Regions from separate parts of the Homo sapiens genome. Here region 2 is linked to region 1. A link is an interaction called in ENCODE POLR2A ChIA-PET data of the cell type or tissue named here. Cell type or tissue: CD4-positive, alpha-beta T cell. All regions are shown on one strand. Each heading gives the region's core, and the rest is flanking DNA. Links, peaks and the distances in the headings are about the cores only. Region 1 holds the start of CUTA (cutA divalent cation tolerance homolog). Region 2 has its middle 14 kb from the start of SMIM40.

Region 1 (7,353 bases), core at 424-5,423:
CCCTTGGCTACCCACTTCTTGGCCTAGACCGACTTCTAGAACTAGTGTCTGGTAGCCAGTATTCTGGGGAAGGGAGTCCCTTGGGGGTAGTGTTTGAGCTCTGCACTTCCCAGGGGGAGAAGGTCCTGTTCCCCTGCTTCAGGTCCTGACTTTCCCCACTCCAACCCCAGCAGCCCCATCCGGATGTTTGCTTCCTTCCACCCTTCTGCCAGCACCGCAGGGACCTCTGGGGACAGTGGACCCCCAGACAGGTGAGATTCTGTCTTCTATTACCAGTGATGCTCTTCTTCCCCTCTATGTGCTCAAGGCTCTTAGTCTCTAACACTGTTTCTCTGATTCACATGTGCTCTCCATTTCTGCCCATTTCTTACAATTGCCTTCTCTCCCTAGGTCACCCCTGGAACTTCACATTGGTTTCCCCACAGACATCCCTAAAAGTGCCCCCCACTCGATGACTGCCTCATCTTCCTCAGTTTCATCCCCATCCCCAGGTCTTCCTAGACGCTCAGCACCCCCTTCTCCCCTGTGCCGTAGTTTGTCTCCTGGGACTGGGGGAGGAGTCCGAGGTGGGGTTGGTTACCTGTCCCGAGGGGACCCTGTCCGGGTCCTTGCTCGGAGAGTACGGCCTGATGGCTCTGTGCAGTACCTGGTTGAGTGGGGAGGAGGGGGCATCTTCTGAACAGCCTGCCTCTGCCCAGCTCCCCATTCACACACACCGGCACTTTCATACCCTGACCTCTGACCTCACCTACAGCTGGGATGTACCTGGAGAGATAGGGGGTAGTTCTCCCTACTGCCCAGGCTGGAATCCAAGAGTGGGGAGTGGGGAAGAGGCCCTCTTCTCTACCCTCCTTCATGATTCCTGACCCCTCCCATCCTTCCCATTTCCTTTGATGTTATTTTGTTACAGCTTTTTAAATATTTTTTAAAATTATTTAACCCCTGGGGGCAGAGACTGAGGAGGGAGGATGATAAGGGATCCCGGACTCTGTATGATTGAAATAAAGAGAAATAAACAAATCTAGCAGCTCTGAGTCATTCTGAAAGATGTAGAGAATACAGGGACTAGAAGCACTTATATTCTCCCAACAAATTTGCATACATGACAAAAAACAGGCAAAAGGCAGAGAGACCCAAAGACGGGATTTATTGGGGGCCCAGTCATCACCTGGAAGTCAGAAGGCGTTGAAGTATCGCGGGGATCTTCATGATGAGCAGGAACAGGGCTCATCATGGCAGGACTGTGATAGAGTCAGAAACTGACTCTGTGACCTGGCGCACCCACTGCAGGTACGGAAAGTTCCCCTGTTCCACAGGCAATGCAATTACCTCGGCCACTTCGTAAGGGTGCACAGAACTACAAAATAGGTGGGTGGGGGAAGGGGATCACTCAAAGATTTACCCAAAAGAACCCACTCCCTTACACGCAAGCCCTAGACTGCCCAGCAAGTCACACCCACACAGTACACACCCTCACCCCATCCATCTCAAAGTTCTCACCGAACAAAATCTGTCAAAGCTGGGACCAAGGAACTTTGGGTTTTAATCATCTAAGGGACAAAGATAAACATGGTTGAATCAAGGAGTGGGATTGAGTTCAGTTTCTCAGAAGAGGGGTAAGGGCTAAAGGGGTCAGGGATTGGGGATATTTTGTTGGGTGGGGGAAATGTTTCTCACCATCAGCACCTCACTGTCTTCCTCGATCTTCCCTTTCCACTCATAGCTGAAAGGTCAGAGGGGGAGAGTTGTGGGGAGCAAAGAATTTCCCCCAGGAAAGAGGTTCCCAGTCAGCTCCTACAGTTAGGTTAACCCCCCAACTCCTATGACTCACATGGATGTAATCTGAGGGATGAGGTTGACGCAGGCTGCTAGGCGCTTCTCCACCACGGCCCTGGAGTGAAGAGACAGTCCCATTCAGAGTACCCCATAACCCCAGTTTTTGTACTGGCAGCCCAGAGACAGGCTTCCAGAGCTGGAGAAAGGAGAAAGCAGCACTCTTCTGCCCCACCCCCAACTGTCCCTTCATGATCATCCTTTCTCGCTGCACATCGAGGTCCCTACCTGGCGATCTCCTTGGCGACCTTCTCGTTGGGGCAAGTAACAAAGGCTGCAGAGACCGAGCCCGGAACGTAGCCAGAGCCGGAATCCGAGGCCGGCGAGGGCTGGGTCGGAGGGCTTCCAGAGGCCATGGTCAGCAAGACTCGGGGTAGCAACAAAAGGCGGGAGGCCACAGGCAGCAGCGCCGGCATCCAAACAAAAGACAGGAGCAGAGAGGCCTGAGAGCAGGAGGCGAATTCGATCTCTCCTCACAAACAGCCCAGGAAATTACACCCGGGGAAGCCTTCGCTTAGATCCTCAGGCTCTGCCCTCCCTCTGATGCACCCCCGAAGAATGCCCCTGAAGGTGAGAGAGAAACTTGGAAAATAAAGCAAAAGCTCATTTCACTCACACCTCAGGGGGCCAACCTCTGGGATTTAGGGTGCGGGTAGCGGTCGAGGCTTCGAGGACCGGAAGGGGCGGGGCGGGGCCGGTCACTCACCACTCCGCCGAGCAGGACCGCGGGAGCCCGCCCCCCACTCATGCGGCCTACGCTGGTACAGGAGAGTTGATCTCAAAGGCCACACGTCACACGGAGAAACAACCCCAGGAAGAGCGGCCTCTTCTTACCTGGGTGGCAGCCACGTGATTAGAAAACAGCGCGCACCATGTGACAGTAGAAGAAGGACCACCTGCGCCTCCAGAGCCAGCCAATCCCGACCCTATCATGGCGCGGTTTGCCCACCTCCTGATGAAGGAGGAGCCATGGGAGACTTGACCAATCGACTACCGCATCTGCAGACGTGCGCGGAAATGGCACGCCCGTTTCCGTGTGAACCCGAAACTGCCACTTGCTGGCTGAGGAGAGCCGCTGCGGCGTTCCACTGTCACGTGAGGGGGCCGGTCCTCTTCGGCGGCGGCACTCAGTGAGTGACGCCAAGTGGCCAATCACAGGCCAGCCTCGCAGGCCACGTGAGGCGAGAGCTGGTTCCAGGAAAGGGGGGCCAGAGACCCCGCAGAGTCGATGCGTCAGGCTGTGGAGTGGGGAATCATCCTTAAACCCCACAATGTGCCTAGTGACCTCCCCTGCACTGTTTCCGAGGTCTTAAGGAGTGGGAGGGTCTGAGAAGGACCCTTCACCCCAAACTCAGGGGTTAAGAGAGCGCCCCCTGCCCTTTTAGTTGGGCAGAGATATGCCTGGGTTTGGGAATGAACAACGGTGATCTAGAAGCCCGCTGTCCCTGGGTAGCAGGGAGTGATTAGGCAGGCACGGGCATGGCAAGACAATAGCTAGCTGAGGAAAGAAGCATTTTAAAACAGAGCGAGACCCTGTGGTAGAGGATGGTGAAAATGGGGCCTAGCCATCTTAATTGAAAACCCAAAGCTTGAGACAGACTACTGAATCAGAGGGAAGGAGAACGAGGGCTGCAGGATGGGGACAGTGGTGATGGTCCTTCTGTCCCCTCTTCCCTGCCTATTCCACTCCCCAGGATTGGTCCACCTCTCAGCCTCGGGTCTCCTTTCCCTAACCCATCCCCCAAGGAGCCAGGACCTGCCCTACATAACTTCCCTGGGGCCCAAGCACATCCTGTGACCCAAAAATGGAGAGAGGGGCCAATGAGAGGCAGAGAGGTGGGAGGAGGTGCAGAGAAAAAAGCTCTTGCCACTGCCCCCACCCAATATTTCCCCTCCCTTCAAGGTCTGAGGTCATTGGTCTGGTGGTGGGGATGCCTCGGAGTTTCCCAGGCTGACGTCAGGGTTATACCTCTCGGAGGTTCTAGGGCAGGGAAGTGGGGAGGGGAGGTTCCCTGAGATCTCTGTCTTTGAGTTTGGAGTTTGTCTCTGAGACAGATTTCGGAGGGGTCTTTCAGTATTTGTGTGGAGATCTTTCTTAGGATTGAGTTTCCTTTTATGCTTCTGGTTTGGGGGGTTTCTATGTTTCAGGGTCTGTGGTCGCACTCTGAGGTCTTTCGAAGTCTTCTTCATGAATTTTGGGTCTCTGAGTTGTCCATCTCCGGACCAGCTGAAGTCTCTATCTCCCCTTAAGTCAGGAGTGTCTCTGTCTCTAAGTTATCAGTCTCTGAGATCTGAGTCTGGGGTCTCTTTCTAGGTCTGAGTTCTCTAAGCTCTAATTCTACATCTGGCTCTTTCTGAATCTGGGCCTCATCTTTTTCTGAGTCTAGGTCTCAGGTCCTGGTCCCTGAAATCATCATCTCAGGGTCTGGAGTCTAAGATATCTGTAGGTATGGAGAACCCTTTTTAGACTGGATTTTCAGATTTTGATATTGAGCTTCTCTCTCTGGGGGATCTGGGGTCGTTTTTTCCTCAAATCAGGAGTCTCTTTTCCTCTAGATTTTGGCCCTGTGTCTCAAATTACCCCACAGTGGGGGGTGGTGAAGTATCTTTCTCTGTGGGTCTAGGGTCTCTCTGTCTCAGGGTCTGGGGTCTGCATCTTTAGGACCTCTGTCTCTCTCTGGTGTGTTTTTGAGTCAGGGGTCTCTCTCTCTCTCACAATCTGGGCCTCCCGGAGTAGGGGTGGGGGCTGCAGAGTCTCTCCCTCCTCCTCCTCCTCCTGCTCTCTTCGCTCTCGCTCGCTCCCCCGCCCCCCCTCTCTCTCGGCTGCCGCTGCTGCCGTTGGCTCTTATTCTCCTCCTCCTCCTCCTCTCTCCTCCTCTCTGCTTCTCTCTGCTCCTCTCTCCTCCTCTCTCCTCCTCCTCCTCCTCCACCTCCTCCTCCTTCTCCCCCTCTTTCTCCCCCTCTTTCTCTCTTCTTTCTCCCCCGTCCCCCCGCCCCCTCCCCCCAGGCCTGATGAGCAGGTCTCGAGCCTCCATCCATCGGGGGAGCATCCCCGCGATGTCCTATGCCCCCTTCAGAGGTACGTGGTGGGGGGAGGGGGAGGGCCATATGGGGGGCAACAGGGGGAGGGGCAGGGGGCGGGGGAGAGTCGGGGCCGAGGGAAGGGAGCGGCTGAAATGGAGGGAGAGGGGAGGACCGGGAAGGCAGGGGTGGGAGCAACCGGGAAGGAGGGATTGGAGGCCAGAGGGATAGGGGTAGATAAGGGATGGAGGGGCCAGGAAATGGGCCTTGAAAGGGGGCTGAAGGGAAAATGATGAAGGGGAAAGAAAGCGCCAGAAAGGGGTGGGAAGGTAGAAGGATTGGGTTGGGGAAAAAGCTGCAGAAATAATTTGGGGGTGGGAGCTGAGTGATGAGGAAAACATCAAGGAAATAGAGGGACAGAGTCTTGGGAGAGGGGCTAGGAAGGAGAAATGAAAACATAGGGGTGAAAAGAGAAGCCAAGAAGATGTGGGGGGATAATTTGGTGGGGGACTCAGAGTATGGTAAGGGGCGGAAAAAGAGAGGAGGATGGAGGGAGAGAAGGGGCCAGATGGAGAGAGAGGGAGGCAGTGGGGGGTGGGGGGATGGAGGGTCCAGATGGAGGGAAGAGAGAAGAGAGAGGGAACGGTGGGGGAGGGGAGACCAGGGCAGGGGGAGGGCCAAATTATGTGTGCTTGGGGGGGTGGCAGTACAAGTAAGATGAAATGATGGGAGTAGGGGACAGGTTAGGATCCTGCCCCAGACTCTGACCCTCTTAAAGGCTCTTGACCAGTAAAATGTAACCTCTGGGGTCTTAATGCTGTCTTCACTTCATCACTTTTACCCCCTTCCCCCACCCCTCCAATCCTTATTTCCATTCCCCCTCCCTCCTCTGCTGTCCATCACCTATATCTTTCCCCCCATATGGTGTCCGTTCCTTATATGAGTCCCCCTTCTGTCCTTCCCCTATATCAGTCCCCTCTCTGGTGTTCATTGCCTCTCTCTTATCTCTTTTCTATGTGGTCGCTCCCTTATATCTCTATCACTTCTTTACTAGTCCGTCTTGACCCCTTCTCATAGCCTCCGCATTAGGTCTGCCTCCTTTGCTCTGACACATGTCCAGTCGAGCCCTTCAGGTGTATTCCCTTGCCCCTGGGCATTTACCATCATTTCTGCCTCCTTTTCTATCTACTCCTATTATTTGTCTCCCAGACCATTCCTTGTCACCACAAGTCTGTGCCTACCCACTTTCCCTTAATACCTCAACTCTTATTATCATTTCTCTTTTCTTGTCTCCTCTACTTATTGGGGTGTTGGAGATTTGGGGTACAAAGACACAGGTTTTGATGATTAGAACAAGGGATCCCCATCTCAGCCCTTGAGGGATTTCTCATCCTAGTAAAAATTTCCCGTTTCTCAGCCATGTTGCTCTGCCTCTTGCATCTGCCTCCCAGAATCATTCTTCACCAAGTCCAGACAGTATGTGTGTGTGTGTTTCTAGAGTTGTTCCTAAGTTCCCTGCTGCCAGGAGAAAGATGCCCTCTGAAGTCTAACCCGCCTCCCTTGGCTGCAGCCTGAACCAGCCCTTTCCCCAAATGCTTATGTGTATCAACAGATTTCTCCTCTGGGTATACCAAGTGTCTAAGTGCGGTGGGCATGTTGCCTGCAATGTCTGTAGTTTCAGAGGCTAGGTATTGGTGATCTCTGTATCTAGAGAACATTAGTTAGTCTCTGAGATGGGTTGAGATAGAGTTTCAAAGTATGTGGTTTCTAAATGGTGGACATTCTGAGGGTTCATCGCTCACTGTGATCTGGAGGTTGGGTAAATTTGAGAGACATATTTATAGACAGAAAAGGGCTGAATTTGCAAAACTCTGCTACTCAGTGCATTCTGTTGGAATGAAGCTCAAAGACCAGTTCTCCTGCAGTATACTCATGGTTATCCCATAAAGGTGACAGAGTTTGATCTTTTTTCCATCTAAAATCTGATACCTTAAGCCTAATTTCTAGCTCTTTGCTGTCGCCAATGTGACATCTCTCTTACTTCAATAGGGCCTGTGTGGCATTGGGGTTTAAAGGAGAGGCAGTTTGCAGGGAGAGCGGCATGGCAAGAACAACAGAGCTGGGGAAGGAGGACCCTGGTCTCATCTCAGCCATAGGCGACACTTGGTCTACTGTTCTCTCTTCTCAAAGTTTTGTTCCCATCTCCAGCTCTTGTCTTTGGAGGCCCCTCTGTGTCACCAGGCCTGGATATTCCATTCTTTCCCCCTGACATCTTTCTTCCTCAAGCTCCTCACTGTGCCTTGAGAAGGCTCCTGACCTATGGAGTGGCTTCCATCCTGTCCACTGAGACTAGGTGGGGTGAGGTGGTGGGGGCAGTGTTGAATCTCTGGGCACTGAATGGGAGAAGAGATAAATTTGGTCTCTACTTGTCCAAACAAGGGCATATTTCCCACCTTCTGCCCTGGGGCCTCCACAGCCAGATGCCGACAAAAGCCATCT
Region 2 (10,421 bases), core at 2,729-7,728, 75 kb before region 1:
CCTCAGCCTCCCAAAATGCTGGGATTACAGGCATGAGCCACCACACCTGGCCACAAAATAAATAAGGAAATAAATAAATATATATATGTAAAATATATATATGTAATATATGTAAAATATATATGTTATATATGTAAATATATATATATATACACACATATAGTTTGTTTGTTTTTGAGATGGAGTTTTGCTCTTGTTGCCCAGGCTGGAGTGCAATGGCACGATCTTGGCTCACTGCAACCTCCGCCTCCCGGGTTCAAGCGATTCTCCTGCCTCAGCCTCCTGAGTAGCTGGGAATACAGGCATGCACCACCACGCCTGGATAATTTTTTATTTTTAGTAGAGATTGGGTTTCTCCATATTGGTCAGGCTGGTCTCGAACTCCTGACCTCAGGTGATCCACCCACCTCGGCCTCCCAAAGTGCTGAGATTATAGGTGTGAGCCACTGCACCCAGCCCGCTCTGTCTTAAATATGAGTGCCCAGTTAAGGAACACCAGATATTTGAGGAAGACTTCAGACATGAGCAAAAACCCAAAATTAAAAGTAAAAACGACACAGCATTGTGCTCTTCGCCTTCCCTCATCGTCTGGCGCAGGGCAGCCCACTTCTGGTGTTTGGCGCTGGAATTAAACAACCACCATGTGGAGCAAAAAGGCAAGACCAAGACCACCAAAAAGCTCCCTCAGCGCACAACATCCAACGTGTTTGCCATGTTTGACCAGTCACAGATTCAGGAGTTCAAAGAGGCCTTCAACATGATTGATCAGAACAGAGATGGTTTCATCAACAAAGAAGATTTGCATGATATGCTTGTTTCCCTAGGGAAGAATCCCACCGATGCATACCTTGATGCCATAATGAATGAGGCACCAGGGCCCATCGATTTCACCATGTTCCTCACCATATTTGGTGAGAAGTTAAATGGCACAGATCCTGAAGATGTCATTGGAAATGCTTTTGCTTGCTTTGATGAAGAAGCAACAGGCATTATTCAGGAAGATTACCTGAGAGAGCTGCTGATAACCATGTGGGATCGGTTTACGGATGAGGAAGTGGATGAGCTGTACAGAGAAGCGCCTATTAACAAAAAGGGGAATTTCAATTACATCGAGTTCACATGCATCCTGAAACATGGAGCAAAAGACAAAGACGACTGAAAAGAACTTTAGCTAAAACCTTCCAACTACATTGTCTTACTCTGTTTTATTTCTCAGACACTTCCCCCATCCTCATAGAACCTGTTGCATGCAACTTAGTTTCACAGCTTTGCCTCTTTTTTTTTTTTATGTATTTATTCCAGACCTTTCTGTCACACAGCACTTGTATAATCAGACTGAAAATGGGGATGAGGGTGTAAATTGTATTGAAAAAGAGATCATGGCCGGGCGCAGTGGCTCACGCCTGTAATCCCAGCAACTTGGGAGGCCGAGGCGGGTGGATAACCTGAGGTCAGGCGTTCAAGACCACGCTGACCAACATGGTGAAACCCCGTCTCTACTAAAAATACAAAAAGTTAGTTGGGCGTGGTGGCGGGCACCTGTAATCCCAGCTACTCAGGAGGCTGAGGCAGGAGAATCGCTTGAACCCAGGAGGCAGAAGTTGCAGTGAACCAAGATCACACCGTTGCACCCCAGCCTGGGCAACAAGAGCAAAATTCAGTCAAAAAAAAAAAAAAGAAAGAAAGAAAAGAAAAGAAGGCCAGGCACGGTGGCTCACGCCTGTAATCCCAGCACTTTGGGAGGCTGAGGCGGGTGGATCACGAGGTCAGGAGATCGAGACCATCCTGGCTAACACGGTGAAACCCCGTCTCTACTAAAAATACAAAAACATTAGTCAGGCATGGTGGTGGGCTCCTGTTGTCCCAGCTACTCGGGAGGCTGAGGCAGGAGAATGGCATGAAGCCAGGAGGCAGAGCTTGCAGTGAGCCGAGATTGAGCCACTGCACTCCGGCCTGGGCGACAGAGTGAGACTCCGTCTCAAAAAAAAAAAAAAAGAAAAGAAGAAAAAGAAAAAGTGATAGCAAATAAAAATCAACAAATGTGAAAAAAAAAAAGTAAAAACAAACATGGAGGAAAGAGACAGAAGAGGAAAACTTCATATAAACTATAATAAATTTCCACACTGATGAGAGAAAATGAGTATCAGAAGAAGAAGAAGAGTTGTAAGATCAACAGGATATGAGAAATGAAAACTTGAGCCAGGTGCAGTGGCTCACACCTGTAATCCCAGCACTTTGGGAGGCTGAGGCAGCCAGATCACTTGAGGTCAGGAGTTCAAGACCAGCCTGGCCAACATGGTGAAACCCTGTCTCTACTAAAAACACGAAAATTAGTCGGGTGTGGTCATGGGTGCCTGTAATCCCAGCTATGCAGGAGGCTGAGGCAGGAGAATCGCTTGAGCCTGGGAGGCGGTGGTTGCAGTGAGCCGAGATCGCACCACTGCACTCTAGCCTGGGTGACAGAGTGAGACTCCATCTCAAAAAAAAAAAAGAAGAAAAAAGAAAAAAAAACTTGAACCCAATTATAAGATCTAGATTTTGGCCAGGTGCGGTAGCTCATGCCTGTAATCTCAACACTTAAGAGGCTGAGGTAGGAGGATTGCTTGAGCCCAGACATTTGAGACCAACCTGGGTAACATAGGGAGACTTGTCTCTACAAATAATTTAAAAATTAACAGGCAGGGCGCAGTGGCTCATGCCTGTAATCCCAGCACTTTGGGAGGCCAGGGCAGGCAGATCATGTGAGGTCAGGAGTTCGAGACCAGCATGACCAAAATGGTGAAACCCCATCTCTACTAAAAATACAAAAAAAAATTAGCGGGGCATGGTGGCTCGCACCTGTAATCCCAGCTACTTGGGAGGCTGAGACAGGGGAATTATTTGAACCCAGCAGGTGGAAGTTGCAGTGAGCCAAGATCGCACCATTGCATTCCAGCCTGTGTGACAGAAAGACTCTGTCTCAAGAGGAAAAAAAAAAACATTAGCCAGGGCCGGTCGCGGTGGTTCATGCCTGTATTCCCAGCACTTTGGGATCCCAAGGTGGGCAGATCACTTGAGGTTAGGAATTCGAGACCAGCCTGACCAACATGATGAAACCCCGTCCCTACTAAAAATACAAAAAAATTAGCTGGGTGTGGTGGTGCATGCCTGTAATCCCAGTTACTCGTGAGGCTAAGGCAGGAGAATTGCTTGAACTTCGGAGATTTTGCAGTGAGCCAAGATTGGGCCACTTGCACTCCAGCCTGGGTGACAAAGCAAGACTTCCTCTCAAAAAAAAGAAATCCATGGCCGGGCGCAGTGGCTCACGCCTGTAATCCCAGCACTTTGGGAGGCCGAGATGGGTGGATCACGAGGTCAGGAGATCTAGACCATCCCGGCTAACATGGTGAAACCCCATTTCCACTAAAAATACAAAAAATTAGCCAGGCATGGTGGCGGGCACCTCTAGTCCCAGCTACTTGGGAGGCTGAGGCAAGAGAATGGTGTGAATCCGGGAGGCGGAGCTTGCAGTGAGCCGAGATTGTGCCACTGCACTCCAGCCTGGACAACAGGGAGAGACTCTGTCAAAAAAAAAAAAAAAAAAAGAAATCTCAAAAAAGAAAGAAAAATGGCCAGGCACAGTGGCTCATGCCTGTAATCCCAGCAGTTTGGGAGGCTGAGGTGGGCACATCAACTTAGGTCAGGAGTTCGAGACTAGCATGATCAACATGGTGAACTCTGTCTCTACTAAAAATACAAAATTAGCCTGATGTAGTGGCACATGCCTCTAGTCCCAGCTACTCAGGAGGCTGAGACAGGAGAATCACTTGACAGGAGGCAGAGGTTCTGGTGAGCTGAGATCACACCATTGCACTCCAACCTGGGCAACAAGAGTGAAACCCCAGTTTAAAAAAAAAAGGAAAAAAAAAGAAAAAAAAAAAACCACGGTAGCGTGCACCTGTGTTTCCAGCTATTCAGGAGGCTGAGGCAGGAGGATCATCTGACCTGGAGGTCAAGGCTGCAGTGAGCCATGATCACACCACTGCACTCCAGCTTGGGCAACATAGTGAGACTCTGTCACGAAGCCTGCAGTGCAGTGACGAGATCTTGGCTCACTGCAATCTCTGCATCTCAGGTTCAAATGATTCTCTGCCTCAGCCTCCCAAGTAGCTGGGATTTACTGGCATTTGCCACCATGCCTGGCTAGTTTTTGAATTTTTTTAGTAGAGACAGTGTTTTGCCATGTTGGCCAGGCTGGTCTGTACCTAATTTTGTATTTATACTTTTGGTTTTTTTTTTTTTTTTGAGACGGAGTCTCGTTCTGTTGCCCTGGCTGGAGTGCAGTGGCGTGATCTCAGCTCACTGCAACCTCCGCCTCCTGGGTTCAAGCGATTCTCCTGCCTCAGCCTCCTGAGTAACTGGGATTATAGGCACTCACCACCGTGCCTGGCTAATTTTTATATTTTTTTTTAGTAAAGATGGGGTTTGGCCATGTTGGCCAAGCTGGTCTCAAACTCCTGACTTCAGGTGATCTGCCCACCTCGGCCTCCCAAAGTGCTGGGATACTTTTGGTATTCTTTCTCTTAAAACAGGTATCCAAAATTGTACACGTGTCAGCCTCCCACCAACCTACATCTGCTGCACTTGCAGAGATAGAGTCTATATATATAAGCATGTATTAATATATATAAGTGTATATGTATAAATGTATACATACATATAAATACATGATCACTACTCTTTTCCTTGCTTTTCCTCACTTAATACCTTGAAATCAAACAGAGAGGTGCTTCCTTCTTTTTTTTTTTCGGAGTCGGAGTCTTGTTCTGTTGCCCAGGCTGGAGTGCAGTGGCCCAATCTCGGCTCACTGCAACCTTCACCTCACAGGTTTAAGTTTTTCTTCTGCCTCAGCCTCCCAAGTAACTTGGACTACAGGCGCACACCACCATGCCTGGCTAATTTTTGTATTTTTAGTAGAGATGGGGTTTCACCATATTGGCCAGGCTGGTCTCGAACTCCTGACCTCATGATCCTTCTGACTTGGCCTCCCAAAGTGCTGAGATTACAGGCTTGAGCCACCACGCCCAGCCTCTTTTTTTTTTTTTTTTTTTAAATTTAATTTAATGGAGATGAGTTCTCTCAATATGTTACCCAGAGTAGTCTCAAATTCTTGGGCTCAAGTGATCCACCTACCTTGGCCTCCCAAAGTGCTGGGATTATAGGAGTGAGCCACCGCACCCGACCCCTTGTTTGTTATAGTGCTCCCTTGACTCTCAAAAATGTCCAGTGTAGGCCAGGCGTGGTGGTTCACACCTATAATCCCAGCACTTTGGGAGGCCAAGGCAGGTGGATCACTTGAGGTCAGGAGTTTAAGACTTGCCGGGCTAACATGGTAAAACCCTGTCTACAAAAAATACAAAAATTAGCTGTGCGTGGTGGTGCGCACCTGTAATCCCAGCTACTCAGGAGGCTGACTGAGGCAGGAAGACTGCTTGAACCTGGGAGGCAGAGGCGGAGGTTGTAGTGAGCTGAGATTGTGCCACCGCACTCTAGAGCAAGACTCCATCTCAAAAAAAAAATGTCTAGTGTAAATGTATGTTCTTTGAAGTAGAATTGCTAGGTCAAAGAATACGTAAATACTTGATTTGGGTAGATATTTTTAAAATGCTTTCTGTAGAAGCCGCACCAGTGTACCTTCCTTCCTGTCGGCAATGTGTGACAGTACCAGTTTCCTTTCCCCACCCCATCAGCTGAGTGTGTTATCAAACTTTTTTTTTTTTTTTTTTTTTGAGACAGAGTCTCTCTCCATCGCTCAGCCTGGAGTGCAGTGGCATGATCTCGGCTCAATGCAACCTCCACCTCCTAGGTTCAAGCCATTCTCATGCCTCAGCCAATAGCTGTGATTACAGGTGCATGCCACCACCGGCTGATTTCTGTATTTTTAGTAGAGACAGGGTTTTGCCATGTTTTTTTGTTTGTTTTGAGACAGGATCTTTCTCTGTTGCCCAGGCTAGAGTGCAGTGGCATGAACATGGATGGTTCACTGCAGCCTCGACCTCCTGGGTTCAAGTGATCCTTTTGTCTCAGCCTCCCAAGTAGCTGGGATTCCAGGTGGGAGCCACCATGCCCTCCTAAACTCTACCTTTTGGTGAGAGTGACTAGCCACCAAGGCACACTGTAAAGGCCTCAGATAACAGGAAGTGGTAGAGAACTGCAGCCAATCTAACACCTAGACAAATTCAAGGTGGGACCTATCAGGTACTATGCTTGTTACTTGGGTGATTAAATTACCTGTACACCAAAGCCCCATGACACACACTTTACCTATATAAGGAACCTACACATGTACCCCTGAACCTAAAGTAAAAGTTAAAAAATAAAATAATATAATTCAAAGTTTGGGCTACAGAGTATAAGTGAGAGATATTCAGCTACTGGGAGTTTATAAAAGACACACAAACATCGCACAAGAGCAAAAGTCAATTTGAACATCCACCACAGCCAGAGGAAACCAAAACCACTTCCAGTGTATGGCCGTCAGGTAAAGCATTTTGTCCCCCTCACCTCCTCTGCTTCTGGCTGTGAGGGAGAGGGTGGAGAGTCAGACACAGGAAGGCAAGAAAGAAATTCTTGAGGAAGCCAGCCACTCTGCCAGTTTCACACTGGCAGCTTCCCATGTCAAACCACTCAGTCGGAGCTGGCCGAGAGAAAAAACGTAATTCAGAATGATGCTTGGAGGATTTTTTTTTTTGTTCCAAGGATTGAGCAGGTATGCTCTGTGGCCTGCCTGAGTTATCTTTCATGGGCAATGGAAGAACTAGCCCCACACAACATATTTAAAGGGGTGGGGACACTTGAGTGTGGGGGGTGCACAGCAACATATTCAAGCTTATGTACATGGCATCTGAGGTCGGGGCATGGAAGAATACTGAGGCACTGTGTGTATGTTATTTGTGCGTGAGAATGAAATTCCTTGACCCTGAAAACAGGACAGGGAGTGGAGTGTGTGGTGTGATAAGGAACGCTGAAAACAGCCTCCTGAGAATGCGGTTTGAGTGCTTTTACGAGGCCGCAGGTGTCTCACGACCCGACCTCAAAAAGCCATCTAGTGGATGTTTGTGGTTTAACAAGCACTTTCAATAAATACTTGGCAGACGGATGCTGGGGCGGGTTCTCTTAGAAGAAATGCCCCCCCCATTCCCCCGGCCCCACTCAGCTGGAATTGTCTAAGAACTCATTCTTGGCGTTCACTGCAAGCTATAAACTCTGCAAGTGGTGCACCCGACGTGATCGCCTTGAAGTTATGCGTGAAAGGAGGAGAGCTCATCAATTTTAAGAAAATCCCGGTAAGGGACAGTCCTGACTACCATCAGGTGGACAGGACCCACGCGAAAAATACCAGGGGTTCGGTTATCATGGGTCAGGAAATGAACAAAGAATAATTTTTTTTTTTTTTTGAGATGGAGTCTCACTCTGTCGCCCAGGCTGGAGTGCAGTAGCGTGATCCCGGCTCACTGCAACCTCCACCTCCCTGGTTCAAGCTATTCTCCTGCCTCAGCCTCCTGAATAGCTGGGATTACAGGTGCACGTCACCCCACAACAGGACTTAATTAACCTTGCCTTCAAGGTGTACAATAATAGAGAAAAGTTACAATTACTTGCCTCTGCTGTGAGACAAAACCCAGCTGCACCTCCAGCACACGAGAACTTCAAAATGCCTAAGCCGCACATGCCTAAACCGCAGTGGTCAAGCATTCCTACAGGACCTTCTTCATCAGGATCTTGCTTCAAGTGCCAGAAATCTGGCCACTGGGCCAAGAAATGCCCACAGCCCGGGATTCCTCCTAAGCCGTGTCCCATCTGTGCAGGACCCCACTGAAAATCAGACTGTCCCACTCGCCTCGCAGTCACTCCCAGAGCTCTGGGATCTCTGGCCCAAGACTCTCTGACTGACTCCTTCCCAGATCTTCTCAGCTTAGCGGCTGAAGACTGATGCTGTCTGATCACCTTCGAAGCCTCCCGGGCCATCACGGACACTTTGGGTAACTCTTACAGTGGAGGGTAAGTCACCCTTCTTAATCAATATGGAGGCTACCAACTCCACATTACCTTCTTTTCAAAGGCCTATTTCCTTTGCCTCCATAACTGTTGTGGGTATTCATGGCCAGGCTTCTAAACCTCTTAAAACTCCCCAACTCTGGTGCCAACTTGGACAATATTCTTTTATGCACTCCTTTTTAGTTATCCCCACCTGCCCAGCTCCCTTATTAGGTCGAGACATTTTAACTAAATTATCTGCTTCCCTGACTAATCCTAGGCTACAGCCACATTTCGTTGCTGCCCTTTTCCCCAGTTCAAAGCCTCCTTCACGTCCTTCTCTTTTATCTCCTCACCTTAATCCACAGGTATGGGACACCTCTACTCCCTCCCTGGTGAACTATCCACGCCCATTACTATCCCATTAAAACCTAATCACCCTTACCCCGCTCAATGCCAGTATCCCATCCCACAGCATGCTTTAAAAGGATTAAATCCTGTTATCACTCACCTGTTACAGCATGGCCTTTTAAAGCCTATAAACTCTCCTTACAATTCCCCCATTTTACCTGTCCAAAAACCAGATAAGCCTTACAGGTTAGTTCAGGATCTGCGCCATATCGACCAAATTGTTTTGCCTATCCACCCTGTGGTGCCAAACCCATATACTCTCCTATCCTCAATACCTCCCTCCACAACCCATTATTCTGTTCTAGATAAACCTAGCTGACCCCATAGATCCTAAATCCTTTCTCCTCTCCCCTTTCCATTCCTTAAAACACAGCTCCCACACTAGCTCTCCATGACTCATCCCGACCCTTTTCATTACACACAGCCGAAGTGCAGGGCTGTACAGTCAGAATTCTTACACAAGGACCAGGACCGCACCCTGTAGCCTTTTTGTCCAAACAACTTGACTTACTGTTTTAGGCTGGCCATCATGTCTCCGTGCAGTGGCTGCCACTGCCCTAATACTTTTACAGGCCCTCAAAATCACAAACTATGCTCAACTCACTCTCTACAGTTCTCATAAATCTATTTTCTTCCTCACATCTAACACGTATACTTTCTGCTCCCCGGCTCCTTCAGCTGTACTCATTCTTTGTTGAGTCTCCCACAGTTACCATTGTTCCTGGCCAGGACTTCAATCCAGCCTCCCACATTATTCCTGATACCACACCTGACCCCCATGACTGTATCTCTCTGATCCACCTGACATTCACCCCATTTCCCCGTATTTCCTTCTTTCCTGTTCCTCACCCTGATCACACTTGGTTTATTGATGGTAGTTCTACCAGGCCTAATTGCCACACACCAGCAAAGGCAGGCTATGCTATAGTATCTTCCACATCTATCATTGAGGCTACTGCTCTGCCCCTCTCCACTACCTCTCAGCAAGCTGAACTCATTGCCTTAACTCGAGCCCTCACTTTTGCAAAGGGACTACATGTCAATATTTATACAACTCTAAATATGCCTTCCATATCCTGCACCACCATATTGTTATATGGGCAAAAAGAGGTTTCCTCACTACGCAAGGGTCCTCTGTCATTAATGCCTCTTTAATAAAAACTCTTCTCAAGGCCGCTTTACTTCCAAAGGAAGCTGGAGTCATTTACTCCAAGGGCCATCAAAAGGCGTCAGATCCCATCGCTCAGGGCAATGCTTTTGCTGATAAGGTAGCTAAAGAAGCAGCTAGCATTCCAAATTCTGTCCCTCACGGCCAATTTTTCTCATTCTCATGGGTCACTCCCACCTACTCTCCTGCTGAAACTTCTACCTATCAGTCTCTTCCCACACAAGGCAAATGGTTCTTGGACCAAGGAAAATATCTCCTAACAGCCTCACAGGCCCATTCTATTCTGCTGTCATTTCATAACCTCTTCCATGTAAGTTACAAGCTGCTAGCCCACCTCTTAGAACCTCTCATTTCCTTTCCATCGTGGAAATCTATCCTCAAGGAAATCACTTCTTAGTGTTCCATCTGCTATTCTACTACTCCTCAGGGAGTGTTCAGGCTCCCTCCCCTCCCTACACATCAAGCTCAGGGATTTGCCCCTGCCCAGGACTGGCAAATTGACTTTACTCACATGCCCCAAGTCAGGAAACTAAAATACCTCTTGGTCTGGGTAGACACTTTCACTGGATGGGTAGAGGCCTTTCCAACAGGGTCTGAGAAGGCCACTGCGGTCATTTCTTCCCTTCTGTCAGACATAATTCCTCGCTTTGGCCTTCCCACCTCTATACAGTCCAATAACAGACTGGCCTTTATTAGTCAAATCACCCAAGCAGTTTCTCAGGCTCTTGGTATTCAGTGGAACCTTCATACCCCTTACCATCCTCAATCTTCAGAAAAAGTAAAACAGACTAATAGTCTTTTAAAGACACACCTCACCAAGCTCAGC

What was found. ChIA-PET counts read pairs that join two places held together with the same protein. Peaks named below come from ENCODE experiments on the same cell type or tissue, not always from the same donor. Only the 100,000 strongest peaks of a DNase experiment are listed, where the experiment ranks them.
Region 2: POLR2A ChIA-PET joins it to region 1 with 15 read pairs; 8 of 35 experiments call an interaction of 5 or more read pairs at or near these places.

The regions. Positions count from the first base shown.
Region 1 is chr6:33,415,420-33,422,772 of GRCh38, forward strand. It overlaps PHF1 (PHD finger protein 1), which reads left to right. Exons shown (of 15, transcript NM_024165.3): 14 at 171-251; 15 at 391-1,020. The coding sequence ends at 679. CUTA (cutA divalent cation tolerance homolog) reads right to left here and starts at 2,688. Exons shown (of 6, transcript NM_001014840.2): 1 at 2,540-2,688; 2 at 2,062-2,276; 3 at 1,832-1,891; 4 at 1,678-1,723; 5 at 1,501-1,550; 6 at 1,023-1,357. The coding sequence starts at 2,581. The coding sequence ends at 1,231. SYNGAP1 (synaptic Ras GTPase activating protein 1) reads left to right here and starts at 4,646. Exons shown (of 19, transcript NM_006772.3): 1 at 4,646-4,912. The coding sequence starts at 4,846. In CD4-positive, alpha-beta T cell, for the core only: a CTCF peak has its summit at 3,191; DNase peaks (open chromatin) are centred at 1,852, 2,842, 3,732, 4,652 and 2 weaker places; H3K4me3 peaks cover 2,916 bases; H3K27ac peaks cover 4,099 bases.
Region 2 is chr6:33,338,337-33,348,757 of GRCh38, forward strand. It overlaps the pseudogene MYL12BP3. Among named protein-coding and RNA genes, the nearest start is that of SMIM40, 14 kb to the left of the region's middle. RefSeq lists a silencer at 8,743-8,943. In CD4-positive, alpha-beta T cell, for the core only: a CTCF peak has its summit at 7,069; DNase peaks (open chromatin) are centred at 5,705, 6,175, 6,535 and 7,095; H3K4me3 peaks cover 1,293 bases; H3K27ac peaks cover 2,200 bases.